2 separate regions of the Homo sapiens genome follow, and region 1 is linked to region 2. A link is an interaction called in ENCODE POLR2A ChIA-PET data of the cell type or tissue named here. Cell type or tissue: Panc1. All regions are shown on one strand. Links, peaks and the distances in the headings refer to the core of each region. The heading gives the core; the rest is flanking DNA.

Region 1 (7,529 bases), core at 1-5,000, 220 kb after region 2:
ACCTCCCACGTTCAAGCAATTCTCGTGCCTCAGCCTCCCAAGTAGCTGGGACTACAGGTGCACACCACCATGCCCGGCTAATTTTAGCAGAGACAGGGTTTCATCATGTTGGCCAGCCTGGTCTCAAACTCATGACCTCAGGTGTTCCACCTGCCTTGGCTTCCCAAAGTGCTGGGATTACAGGCGTGGGCCACTGCCCTGGCCTTTTTTTTTTTTTTTTTTTCCAGACAGGTCTGTCTCTGTCGTCCAGGCTGGAGTGCAGTGGCATGACCTTGGCTCACCACAGCCTTGCCTGCTGGGTTCAGGCAATTCTTGTGCCTGAGCCTCCCGAGTAGCTGGGACTACAGGTGCCCACCACCACGCCTGGCTAATTTTTGTATTTTTAGTAGAGACGGGGTTTCACCATGTTGGCCAGGCTGGTCTCAAACTCCTGACCTCAGATGATCCACCTGCCTTGGCCTCCCAAAGTGCTGGGATTACAAGCGTGAGCCACCAGGCCTGGCCTAACAAGCATTTTCTATTGTTCTTTATTTCTGAATTTTCAACAAGTCCTAGATATGTGCTGTTGTTTCTTTTGATGCTCTATTGTATGCTGTACAAGGATTATTTCATTTTGAACATAATTTCAGTTTGATGCTATGGCTATTTATCATATGTGTTGTTTTGCTGTACCTATTTTTTTTTTTTTTTTTGAGAGAGAGTTTCACTGTTGTCACCCAGGCTGGAGTGCAACAGCTTGATCTTGGCTCACTGCAACCTCTGCCTCCTGGGATCAAGCAATTCTCCAGCCTCAGCCTCAGGAGTAGCTGGGATTACAGGTGCTCGCCACCATGCCCAGCTACATTTTTTTTGTATTTTTAGTAGAGAGGGGGTTTTGCCATGTTGGCCAGGCTGGTCTTGAACTTCTGATCTCAGGTGATCCACCCACCTCGGCCTCCCAAAGTGCTGGGATTATAGACGTGAGCCACCATGCCCGGCTTGTACCTATTTTTTTTTTTTTTTTTAACATCCAGCTTATGTTACTTCAGCATCTCCTTACTTTCATCTTCACTGAAGCCTTTTTTTTTTTGCTACGAAAATGAAAAATTTAAATGTCATACAACATTGTATTAGATTGATTTGCCTTTTTTTTTTTTTTTTTTTGAGACGGAGTCTTGCACTGTCACCTGGGCTGGAGTGCAGTGGCACAATCTCAGCTACCTACAACCTCCACCTCCTGGGTTCAAGTGATTCTCTTGCCTCAGCCTCCCAAGTAGCTGGGACTACAGGTGTGCACCACCACACCCAGCTAATTTTTGTATTTTTAGTAGAGACGGGGTTTCACTATATGTTGTGCAGGTTGGTCTTGAACTCCTTGACCTCAGGTGATCCACCCACCTTGGCCTCCCAAAGTGCTGAGATTACAGGTGTGAGCCACTGCACCCAGCCCCCAAAATTGTATTAGATTGAAAAGACATAAAATTACTCTGTTAAATTTCTATAAAAGTTTCTTAATACTTATTCTTAACTTCTGATCAGTAACAAATAGTTCTTTGACGGGTACTGATGTCCAAACTACATTTTGAGTAGCACTATCCTGTAAAATCGGGATTATTATTTCTATTTTTTGTTGAAAACAACAACAACAACAACAACAGAGGCTTGCATAAGTAAAGTAGCTTACTTGCATTTGTTGTTTTCCTTTTTTGTTTGTTTGTTTTTGAGACAGAGTTTAGCTCTTGTTGCACAGGTTGGAGTGCAATGGCGTGATATTGGCTCATTGCAACCTCTGCCTCCTGGGTTCAAGTGATTCTCTTGCCTCAGCCTCCCAAGTAGCTGGGATTACAGGCGTGTGCCACCATGCCCAGCTAATTTTTGTATTTTTAGTAGAAACAGTGTTTCACTATATATTGGCCAGGTTGGTCTCGAACTCCTGACCTGGTGATCCACCCACCTCGGCCTCCCAAAGTGCTGGGATTACAGGCATGAGCCACTGCACCTGGCCCAGCTTACTTGCATTTATTCAGATAATTAATGGCAAAGACCAAATTTGTACCCAGGATTGATTCCAGGTTCTGAAGTTTTAAATAAGCATGTTATAATAATTCTGTTCTACAATGGTTCGACAAGAATTCTAAACTTGTGCTGCCCACTAACTGCTAGCCACACATGGCTTTTTAAATTTAAATTGATTTAAATCATATAAAACTAATTTTATTTCTTCAGTTGCACTAGTGACATTTCAATTACTGAAAAGCATGGATGTCTAGTGGCTACCATATTGGATAGTACAGATAGCAAGCATTTGCATCCTCACAGAACGTTCTATAGGACTGTCCTGCTCTAGAATATCAATAATTTATCTTAGAGATCATTTGTTTAACTTATAAGTTTGTATTAGATACTTTTGGGTTGCCTGGTTGGCACACAACAACACTCCCTCCCTCTTCATGAAATTTCCCTTTCATCCCTAAACAATAAAACAAGGCAGGTTTTATCTTCTATGACTCTCTGACCCATCTCATCAGTCATGGCTGATTGAACCAGCTAAAGCCAAGCCAGATACATGTGTCTTTTATCTTTAGGAGAAAATGTATAGAGATTTTTAAGTAATTTACTTTGGTGAAAAAGTAATAATAATTTACTAATTTGCTAATTAGCTAATCCCAATTATGTTTGGTTTCTTTTGTTTGTTTATTTTGTTTTGTTTTTTTGAGACACAGTTTCACCCTGTCACCCAGGCTGGAGTGCAGTGACAGATCTTGGCTCACTGCAACCTCTGTCTCCTGGATTCAAGCGATTCTCATGCCTCAGCCTCCCCAGTAGCTGGGATTGCAGGTGCACATCATCACGCCTGGGTAATTTTTTGTATTTTTGGTAGAGGCAGGGTTTTGCTGTGTTGGCCAGGCTGGTCTCAAATTGCAGACCTCAAGTGATTGACCCACCTCAGCCTCCCGAAGTGCTGGGATTACAGGTGTGAGCCACTATACCCGGCCCCAATTATGTCTTAAGAGGAAAAAAAAAATAAAGGCCTACAAAGGGAAATTGGACCTAGGGTCTCAAAGAATACTCGGTCTCAGGTGAAACAACTATAGTCAAAAGATGAGGCTGCATTGTAATAACATGGGGGCATGTAGCACTCTGTGGATGAGATGAAGGAGGGGTAGTTACCAATGAAGAGGAACTAGTCATGGGCTTTGTACGTGTACTTATAGCCAACAATGAGTGTGTACTTACTACCTACTAAACTTTAAAAAAAAAAAAGATTCCATAGAGGGTGACTGATTCTAAGTCTTAGGGTAGAAAAAAAAAATGGAAATTTATTTATCTATCTATTCATCTGTCTATTAATAGTATTACTAAAAAGCAAGGATAATTTCCAAAATTTTAGTGACAATGTTTAAAGGACAAAGGAGACATCTTAAAGCAGTTCCCACCCACCACATTTGAGTATCAAAATTATTATTATTATTCTTAATTGGAACAAATTGCATATATAAAGCTCATAAATTAATAATTATACTGGAAAAATGAAGATTAGTATAATATGTGCAAAAGTTAGTTTTAATATAAAAGTGTGAATATAATAGGAGATATTCAATTTTTACTGATTTTTTTTTGAGACGGAGTCTCATTCTGTCACCCAGGCTGGAGTGCAGTGGCACGATTTCAGGTTCAAGTGATTCTCCTGCCTCAGCCTCCTGAGTAGCTGGGATTACAGGCATGCACCACCAAACCCAGCTAATTTTTGTATTTTTAGTAGAGACGGGGTTTTGCCATGTTGGTCAGGCTGGTCTCGAACTCCTGACATAGTGATGCGCCCACCTCGGCCTCACAAAGTGTTGGGATTTCAGGCATGAGCCACCGCACCGGGCCAATTTTTACTGATATTAATTTAAAAAGGAAACATTAATATATAGGTGTTCTAGAACATGTGGAAAAGATGATAAAAAGAAAAAAACACATATTTTAAGTATGCATCTGTTTATAAAATATAGGTGTTTACTTTTTTCTAGCTGTATAAACAAGATATAACTACATAGAGAACTCTAACTGACCCAAATGCTTCCTGAAAAAGTAGATACTATGTTGGAATCAAATAGACTGATCAGCCCCATTGGTAATATATGATAACCAAGCAGAAAGTAGATTTAGCAAGTGATTAGTACTAGTGGTCATAATAACTACTTTGAAGGGGATTCATATAATATTCCAAAATATTATATAACCAGCTGTCCCAAATATAAGAATTAACTGAAAGGTCGATCTTCTGGTAGATAAAAACCTTTAAAAGACCTTTAGATGGCCCTATTTACTGAATTATAAGTGAGATTCTGATATGGCCTATAAAGTTTCCAGTATTTGTTTCAAACCAGATCCAGTATATTACAATGACATCACCTTACAGAGCAGAGTGGGTCAGTGATTGTATGAATAGGGAATTGTCATTCACAACCAGTTGGGTTGTGCTCAGACTAACTTCTTTAGGCAAGTTATTTGACTTTTCTGTATCTCAGTTTCCTTACCTATAAAGGAATTATAGTAGTTTCCATTTCATATGGTTATTATGAGGATTAAACAAGTGAATACATATGAAGCACTTACAATAATGCTTTGTACATAGTATGTGTTAAATATTGTGATTTCTGGGAAAGACCCAGACATTTTACTGAAAACACTGAAATCTGTATAACCGTGTGCATTTACAGCTTCATTGAGAAGACTCATGAAGCTTTATTTTAAAAAGTACACTACTTAAATTACTCACAGCTCAAAAAAACTAAGCAAATGGCCAGGTGCAGGTGGCTCAAGCCTATAATCCCAGCACTTTGGGAGGCTGAGGTGGGCAGATCACTTGAGCTCAGGAGTTCCAGACCAGCCTGATCAATATGGCGAAACCCCGTCTCTACTAAAAATCCAAAATTAGCCAGGTGTGGTTGCGGGCACCTGTAATCCCCAGCTACTCAGGAGGCTGAGGTAAGAGAATTGTTTGAGCCTGGGAGGCAGAGGTTGCAATGAGCCAAGATCGCACCACTGCACTCCAGCCTGGGCGACAGAGCAAGACTCTTCTCAAAAAGAAAAAAATAAAATAAATAAAAGCTTCTGTCTAATGTCTGTCTAATGACCATGGCTTGGATATGAGTTCCATTGGACTATACAAGGCTCTATCCTGACTAAGAACCAGTGAACCGCAACTGATATGAGATTGTTGAAGGATGAAGCTTTTGGGAGTGCAGGGAGGTCAGAAGAATATGGTACGTTTATTGCAACCTTAGAGAGTGTGAAAATACTATTTGGCAAACAAATGCAACACCTTATTGAACTGGTGTCAGGACTCACGCAGTGAATAACAAACCACCACCCCTAATTCCAATACTAGTGGCCAACTGAGAGGATAAGTGTAATTTTTTCAGCTGTTGGCATGCCCTGCATAGGTTTCTCCTTCAGGGATCTTTCCCCATCTCGGATAACTTTCTCAGGATTTAGCTCCCCCACCCTCCAACCCTCTATCCGTCTTCCATCTTCTCTGCTTTCCAAAGAGGGCACTCTCAGGAACTTCAGAGTACTTAGGTAGTGGGTTGAGTTGATCTTTTACAGTAATTCTTTATCTGGGCAAAATGTGTTTGGTTAATCTTACCTGAAATCTTACAATAACATAATTTCAGGGACTTAAAGGAAACAAAATGGCAATGACAACCAAAGAAACAAAGTAAAAAATTGGACAATAGCAACCCTTAGCACACTATCACAGGACCCTAAAAATAGGTGACTTTTCCTTAACTTGGGAATCTTCATTGTTCTTTGTAGAAATAAAAGTATTACTCTCATTCAGTTATTGACCAGTCTTTACATACTGGATCTGGACTGTGGATTCTGTAAGTCAATCTCCTGTAATTGTTCACTGCCTGCCAATGAACCCTGCCTTCCACTTACAGTTGCCTCTGGGAATGTATCCATGTTCTGTTTCCTTAAGTACTTTCTCCTTCTACTAGGTTTTTTGTGGTGAATCTTTAACTTTAGATCAAATTCTCACTTCCTCCTTGATTTTGCAGCCTGCTGTCACCCAGGACCTTGCAACTAAGGGCTGCTTTGCACTAGTTCCTGTGTCTTTCACTGGTCTTGTTAGTTATTCCAAGTTTATGGCAACATTTATTGAGGTATTACTACATAGGCTTTGCCTATATTAACTCATTTATTCCTATGAGTTAGATACCATGATTACCCTCATTTAAAGTTAAGTAAATTGGGCTTCAAGATTAAAAAAAAAGGTATACATGGTAGAACCAGGTTTGGGTTGGGCAGTCTGGGTTCAGAGTGATGTGCTTATTATTGTCTTCACCCCAGCAAGATACAGTCTATTCTGCTATAGCATATGTATGTAACAACAATTAGCTAATACACAATTGGCATATAGGACATCATATCAGTATAATTTGAAAGTTGAATAAATTCAGAGCAATTTTTTGTAGGCAAAGGGAGCTGTATAACAATAATAGAATTATAACCTATTGCAGGAGTGATAAAATACCCTCAGCTTGGATGCTGCACAGGCAGGAATCCCTTCAGGTCTATTTTAAGAAATAGAAAAATGAGTACTTTGTTTCATAGCTCCTCCCCAGGGAGGTGCACCTCTAGCCTTGCTGAACTATCAGCTTGTACAGGTTGTACTTTCTCCTCTGCATACCTTTACAGATGCCCCTCTATAGCTCAGTGGTCTTCCATCTACACTGTCTTCACAACTGCATGCCAGCATGCCAGCATTTCTACTCTATTGCTGTTTTGCATTTTTAGTATCCCCTGAAGCAGTTTGCAGATACAACGAGCTGCCTACTTGACCGTCCAAAGTTTCTCAGGGGAGGAGGGTGAGGGGGGACCAATTGTTTTTTGAGTTTTTTTAATAGAAGTTTGGCCATAGATTTGCATAGGTTTTGAGTGGTCTTCCCCAATCCCATTTTGTTATTTTTATTGCACAGCAGATTGTGAGGCTCGTCAGTGGTATATACGTCATACATAGGTTATAGCATCAACTCAAACACCCCCAATTAATCATCATTCTAAACTTGTAATTATCATCCCAAGCTTAGCATTTTCATCATAATAAATAAATTTTTATGGGGTCAAGGCACTAGACTTATTGTTTGTTTTATTACGAACAATATTATGAGGGTATTTTATCACTCCTGCAATAGGTTATAATTCTATTATTGTTATACATCTCCGTTTGCCTACAAAAGTGATACAAAATTTATCTAAAAAACGGTTTCTGCCAGTAAGATGCTTAAAATCTACCAATGAAGAGAAAATATGTACATTAAAAAGACAAATAGTAAGGTTGTTAGTGATAGACAAACATGACAGCTAAGCAAAATGTATGGTACCTTTATGATATTGTAGGAGAGACACTAAACTTATAATCAGACAAGCTGGATTTGAATCTAGACTCTATCACTTGCTTTGTGACCCTGGAAAAACACGTAAACTTTATAGGCACTAGTTTTCTTAGCTTTAAAACAGGAATAAGTCTAGGCATGGTGGCTCATGCCTGTAAT
Region 2 (5,000 bases), core at 1-5,000:
ACTACAACTGATATATTCCTTTATTTATTCCAAAATTTTATGAATATGTATTATTTTTATAATCTTTGGTGAAAAGCATGAATTGTTCATTAAAATTTTTTTAAAAAGGGAAAGTGGTTTGGGAACTTTCTAGAGAAAAGCATGGCTTTTTTAATGCAACATGTCCATGTAATAAGGCATGTCTTGATTATTTTCTTGACATTCTAAGTTGCTCAAAATGTGATATAATAGCTGTGTCAACAGAATGACATTATTTTGCAAAAGAAGAGCCAGATAGTGAGATAAAATGAGGCAGTAAATAATAAGTAATGTCTCTTAAGTATATCTTTATTCCCAATTAACTTATTTGATCCAGGACCCCCCGCCCAAAGCAAACTTGTCCTATCTGAGAGCAAATCTAAATGCTCAATTCTATCAAATATCCTCTCAGTCCTTTAAAACAAGAGAGAACCAGAAGATGGATTAGAGATCCCTTTTGCAATGGACTATCTTAAATTTGTCGTCTTTTAAGATCTACATTCCCTAAACTATGCTCTGAGAAATAGAAAGCAAATTATATTTTGTCTCACTTTTTAAAAGCTTTAAACATCTAAAAAATTTTTGATAGTCAGATGAAAGTCATTCAACTTTCTCAATTCATCACATCACTCTCCTCCACGACATCACCTTTTTTTTTCCTCTTAAGTATTTACGTGCATAAAAGCATTAGGCTCTAGTTAAATGCTTTGTGTGGATTATGTCATTTAGTTTAATTCTTATAAACAGGCACTATTATTATCCCTATTTCACAGGTGAGAAAACTAAGAACAGCTAGTTAACCTGTCCAAAAACTATACAGCAGGTCTGGGATATGGTATAAGCAATTGACTATATTGCTCAAGTTCCTTATCAGTACCCTATCCTGTCTCACATTGGGTTGTTTTAATTGCTAGATTATCTGTCAGCTTTCTTTGGGTATATAGTTTACTGCTAGATAACAAATGTTTTTTAAAGTTCAACAATATACTAAATTAACACTCATAATCTAAAGATTTTGCTGTAATTAACAACAAAAAATGTATTTAACAGTACAATGTATAAAGCAAATGACTGCATGTGAAGAATCCTTTTCTAGGAGAAAAATATTAACAGGCTTCAGTTAATTTTGCTTTTCCTATCAGTGGAAAAATTAGTGGCTTGGCAATTCATTAACATAAAGCCCCAAATGGAAATTCCTATTAATCCACATGGACCTGATGTTAGACAGTCTCTTAACAATTTTCCCTAATATTTCATTATGTGAGAGTATATATAATTCCCTATATTTCATTATATGGGAAAAATAATGTTTTTAATAATTCTTATACCCATTTTCCAAGTTTAAACATAAAAGAAAAAGAAACAAATTTTTTTAAAACCTCTATACCTCTCAGAACAAATGATAAAATTGTGTCAGTAAATACTTAATGACATTTTGCTAAATCCCTCTAATATTAATAATGTAAAAATTTTTACATATAGTTTTAAATTTAAAAACCAATATGGAAAAACCAATTTAAAAACCAAGATGGAAAAACAACAGAATGAGTCACAACCTATAGACATGGCATCATAGTTCTTACCTTTTTGGAATTTCACATAGTTGATTCTTACTGAAGTTAATAGAAGTGACGATGTTGCTTTTTACTGCATCAAACACCTCATCAGGAATCAAAGTTGCTTGTTTATCACTAAATGAAAAATGGTTTTAAAAAACGAACCATTCTTAGCAGTCCAAAAAGATATGATTATTACTCTTCATTTTTAAAGGTGTTTAAAGATTTTATGAAATTTTTCAAAGCCATTGATTATAAAATTTTGTAACAAATGCCACATAATCTACCAAGCCATAAAAGGTTCACTGTTAGGAATTCAGACAACATATTGTGTTATAACATATTGTGCTACATTTTCTGGGCATTCATATACTCAATGTGAATAAAAATAGATATTTATCTTTGGAGTCTAAGATATCTACAAGTCATATAGCAAATGGAGCCCATTCCTTTACCTCTGAGTAGAATTAAATCTATAATTTTAAAAGCTAGTTGTTGCCCCATCTTAAAAATCTATAAGAGGAGTTTTCTGTCAAATTTGTTTGGGTATATAATTTCTACAAGATAATAACTTTTTTAAAAAGTTCAACATTATACTAAACTAACTAAAATTAGTTTAATTAATTTAAAATTAGTTTAATTTTAATTTAGTAACCTGGACCAATTTCTCTCTCCTTTAGTATGTGACAAGGTAGACAGAGCAGTGGACTGAGATTAAACTATTCCTATTTCTACCATTAATGAGCTTTATAACTTACCTCCCCTGAATCTCAGTTCTGTGACATTAGAATCTGAAGGACTATTTATTGTTATTTATGCCACATGTTTTCAAATGTAAATATAAATAAATTTCCTCTTTATTAAAATTTTCAGTAAGGTTTTCAATAAAATATAAATTTAATCTTAAATGAAAATACAGTAGTTCCCCTTTATCCAGACCCCCCGGGGATGCCAGAATCTTCTGAGAGGACTGAATCCTATATAGTATACACCATATTTTTTCAATCTGATAACAAGATGACTACTAAGTGACTAAGGATGGGCAGCATATACAGCATAGATATGCTGACAAAGGGATGATTCATGTCCCAGGTCATGAGACATGACAGGTCACAGAGGGCAGGTCAGAGAGGGATAGCATAAAATTCCATGATGCTACTCAGAATGTGCACAATTTAAAACTTATAAATTGTTTACATCTGGAATTTTCCGTTTAATATTTTCGGACTGCACCTGATCACAAGTAACCCAAATTGCAGAAAGTGAAACTGTGGATAAGCGGGACTACTATATAGAACTCTAACATTTGCAGATTTAACTGTTTTTTTAATGTAATAATTAGCCATTATCCTTACATTCTTCTTTTAAAATTATTAGTGCTTAATACAATGTCATCTACCTTCAAGAAACTTCAACGGAATGCCAAATGAATGACTATGAACAGAAAAACATTACATATAATGTATAATATGGAAGAACTGTATAAGAAATGCATTGTAATACAAATATGTAAAGACAGCCTACATTTCACAGTTATTATACCTTCTACTTCTGCTTTAGCATCCCATTTTCTTCTGTGTAGATGCAGCATTTTCATCTCTTCAATCACAAATGCTCAAGTTCATGGGGAACTGACTCATGCTAGTCAGACTTAAAAGATTCATGCTATTTAAAAATTTTAGTTGAAAGCATTTATGCCTTGAGATTGATAATTTATATTTTAAATAAGACACTCCTTTCCAGTTAAAGTCTTTAAGAAAAACAAATCCGAATAAATTTAGAATCAAAGTAATCTAAGATTATGCTTTTGTGATATCTGTGCCTTTAAGAAGTAGAAATGGTTATCCCAAATAAAATTGGACCAATACTACTTTATAGATTGTCTGCATGATTAAAAGCAACAGCATATGTACCTAGTACAACACCCTAGATCCCCTTAGAATAGAGACTCAATAAATGGTATCTGTATATGAGGGAATGGAAGCCAGAAGTCAGGCATAAAAGAAATTCTAAGCTAAAAAAAGCCTAAGGCAGGAATGAAGTCTGTCTCATCAATCAGTTTATTTATGATACCTAGCACAGAATGTGATACTTAGTAGACTCCAAAAATATCTACTGAATAAATGGGTATATTATTTGGAAGATAAGATATGCTAAGTTGGCCAGGCATGGTGGCTTATGCCTGTAATCCCAGCACTTTGAGAAGCTGAGGCAGGAGGATCACTTGAGCTCAAGAGTTCAAGAACAGCCTGGGTAACACAGAGAGGCCCCATCTCTACAAAAAATAAAAAAATTAGCTGGGCAGGATAGCGTGCAGCAGTTCCAGCTACTTGGGAGGCTGAGGTGGGGGAATCGCTTGAGCCAGGAGGTTGAGGTTACAGTGAGCCGAGATAACGCCACTGTACTCCAACCTGGGCAACAGAGCAAGACCCTGCCTCAAAAAAAAAAAAAAAAAAAAAAAAAAAAGCTAAGTTGCCATGCTCTGTAAGAAAGAGTCAAATGTAAGTACAGAAGAGTGCTACCTGTGTTAGCGTGGCAAAAGAAACTTAGCTTAGAGTAGTGATTTCTAAGAGTGGCAGGCAAGAGGTGAGAACAATATGAATGAAACACAACAAATGTGAAATGGAGACTGTATCCTGACTGCTAAGAAGATAGTTCCTACTGATACATTAAGGATAAAAGACCATACACTGATGTTGGCTGTGTAGATTCTTGAATAAATCTAGTCACCTATCTGACTTCAGTCTATATTCTTTTGTATTTTCACTACAATACCCATAAATGAACCAATTGCTACAAAAATTTTGACAGTATTGCTTATGTTTTTGTTGTTGTTGCCTTAGACAGTACTGAAAGGATACTTTACAACTACCTTCAATCTCTGCATAGGTATCTTCTTTTCCCAATTTCATATACTTCCATAAAAAATATTTAAAATTTTTTGGCTTTGTCTCAATTTATATACTAACATTGTAATTTTTTCAGTTTTGGAATATTTGCTACCACAGCACATTATTACTATGATACATTATTTGACTTGTGTTCAGATAAATTAGCAGGGTACAACCTCTCAAGCTTTGCCTGCTGGTCAAGGTTTTCATTAACTAAAATACTAGTTTCTTATTTACTAACATAGACACCCACCAATATGAAATTCTCTTTGGATGCTGATTACTGAGTCAAAGAACTTTATTATCAATACTGTCATTCTTTTTTTTTATAACAATAAAATGTTCCCATTATAAAAATATCACTATTAACAAAACCATCTCTCTCTCAAGCATAGTAAAACACAAACTGCAGAAGGAATGGACACTGAAGGTCATTTATATTTTTAATATCCTTCTATTTTTATTATACTTTTAATATCCTTCTATTTCATCATGGTTTTTTGCAATTATTATTACTCTAAGTCAAGTACTCTGA

The links. ChIA-PET counts read pairs that join two places held together with the same protein. Peaks named below come from ENCODE experiments on the same cell type or tissue, not always from the same donor. Only the 100,000 strongest peaks of a DNase experiment are listed, where the experiment ranks them.
Region 1: POLR2A ChIA-PET joins it to region 2 with 14 read pairs; 2 of 35 experiments call an interaction of 5 or more read pairs at or near these places.

The regions. Positions count from the first base shown.
Region 1 is chr1:70,376,912-70,384,440 of GRCh38, forward strand. No RefSeq gene overlaps it. Among named protein-coding and RNA genes, the nearest start is that of LINC03102, 20 kb to the left of the region's middle. In Panc1, for the core only: no CTCF peak of the experiment used is centred there; no DNase peak of the experiment used is centred there.
Region 2 is chr1:70,154,088-70,159,087 of GRCh38, forward strand. LRRC40 (leucine rich repeat containing 40) reads right to left here. Exons shown (of 15, transcript NM_017768.5): 11 at 1,602-1,709. Among named protein-coding and RNA genes, the nearest start is that of LRRC40, 49 kb to the right of the region's middle. RefSeq lists an enhancer at 2,519-2,813. In Panc1, for the core only: no CTCF peak of the experiment used is centred there; a DNase peak (open chromatin) is centred at 2,664.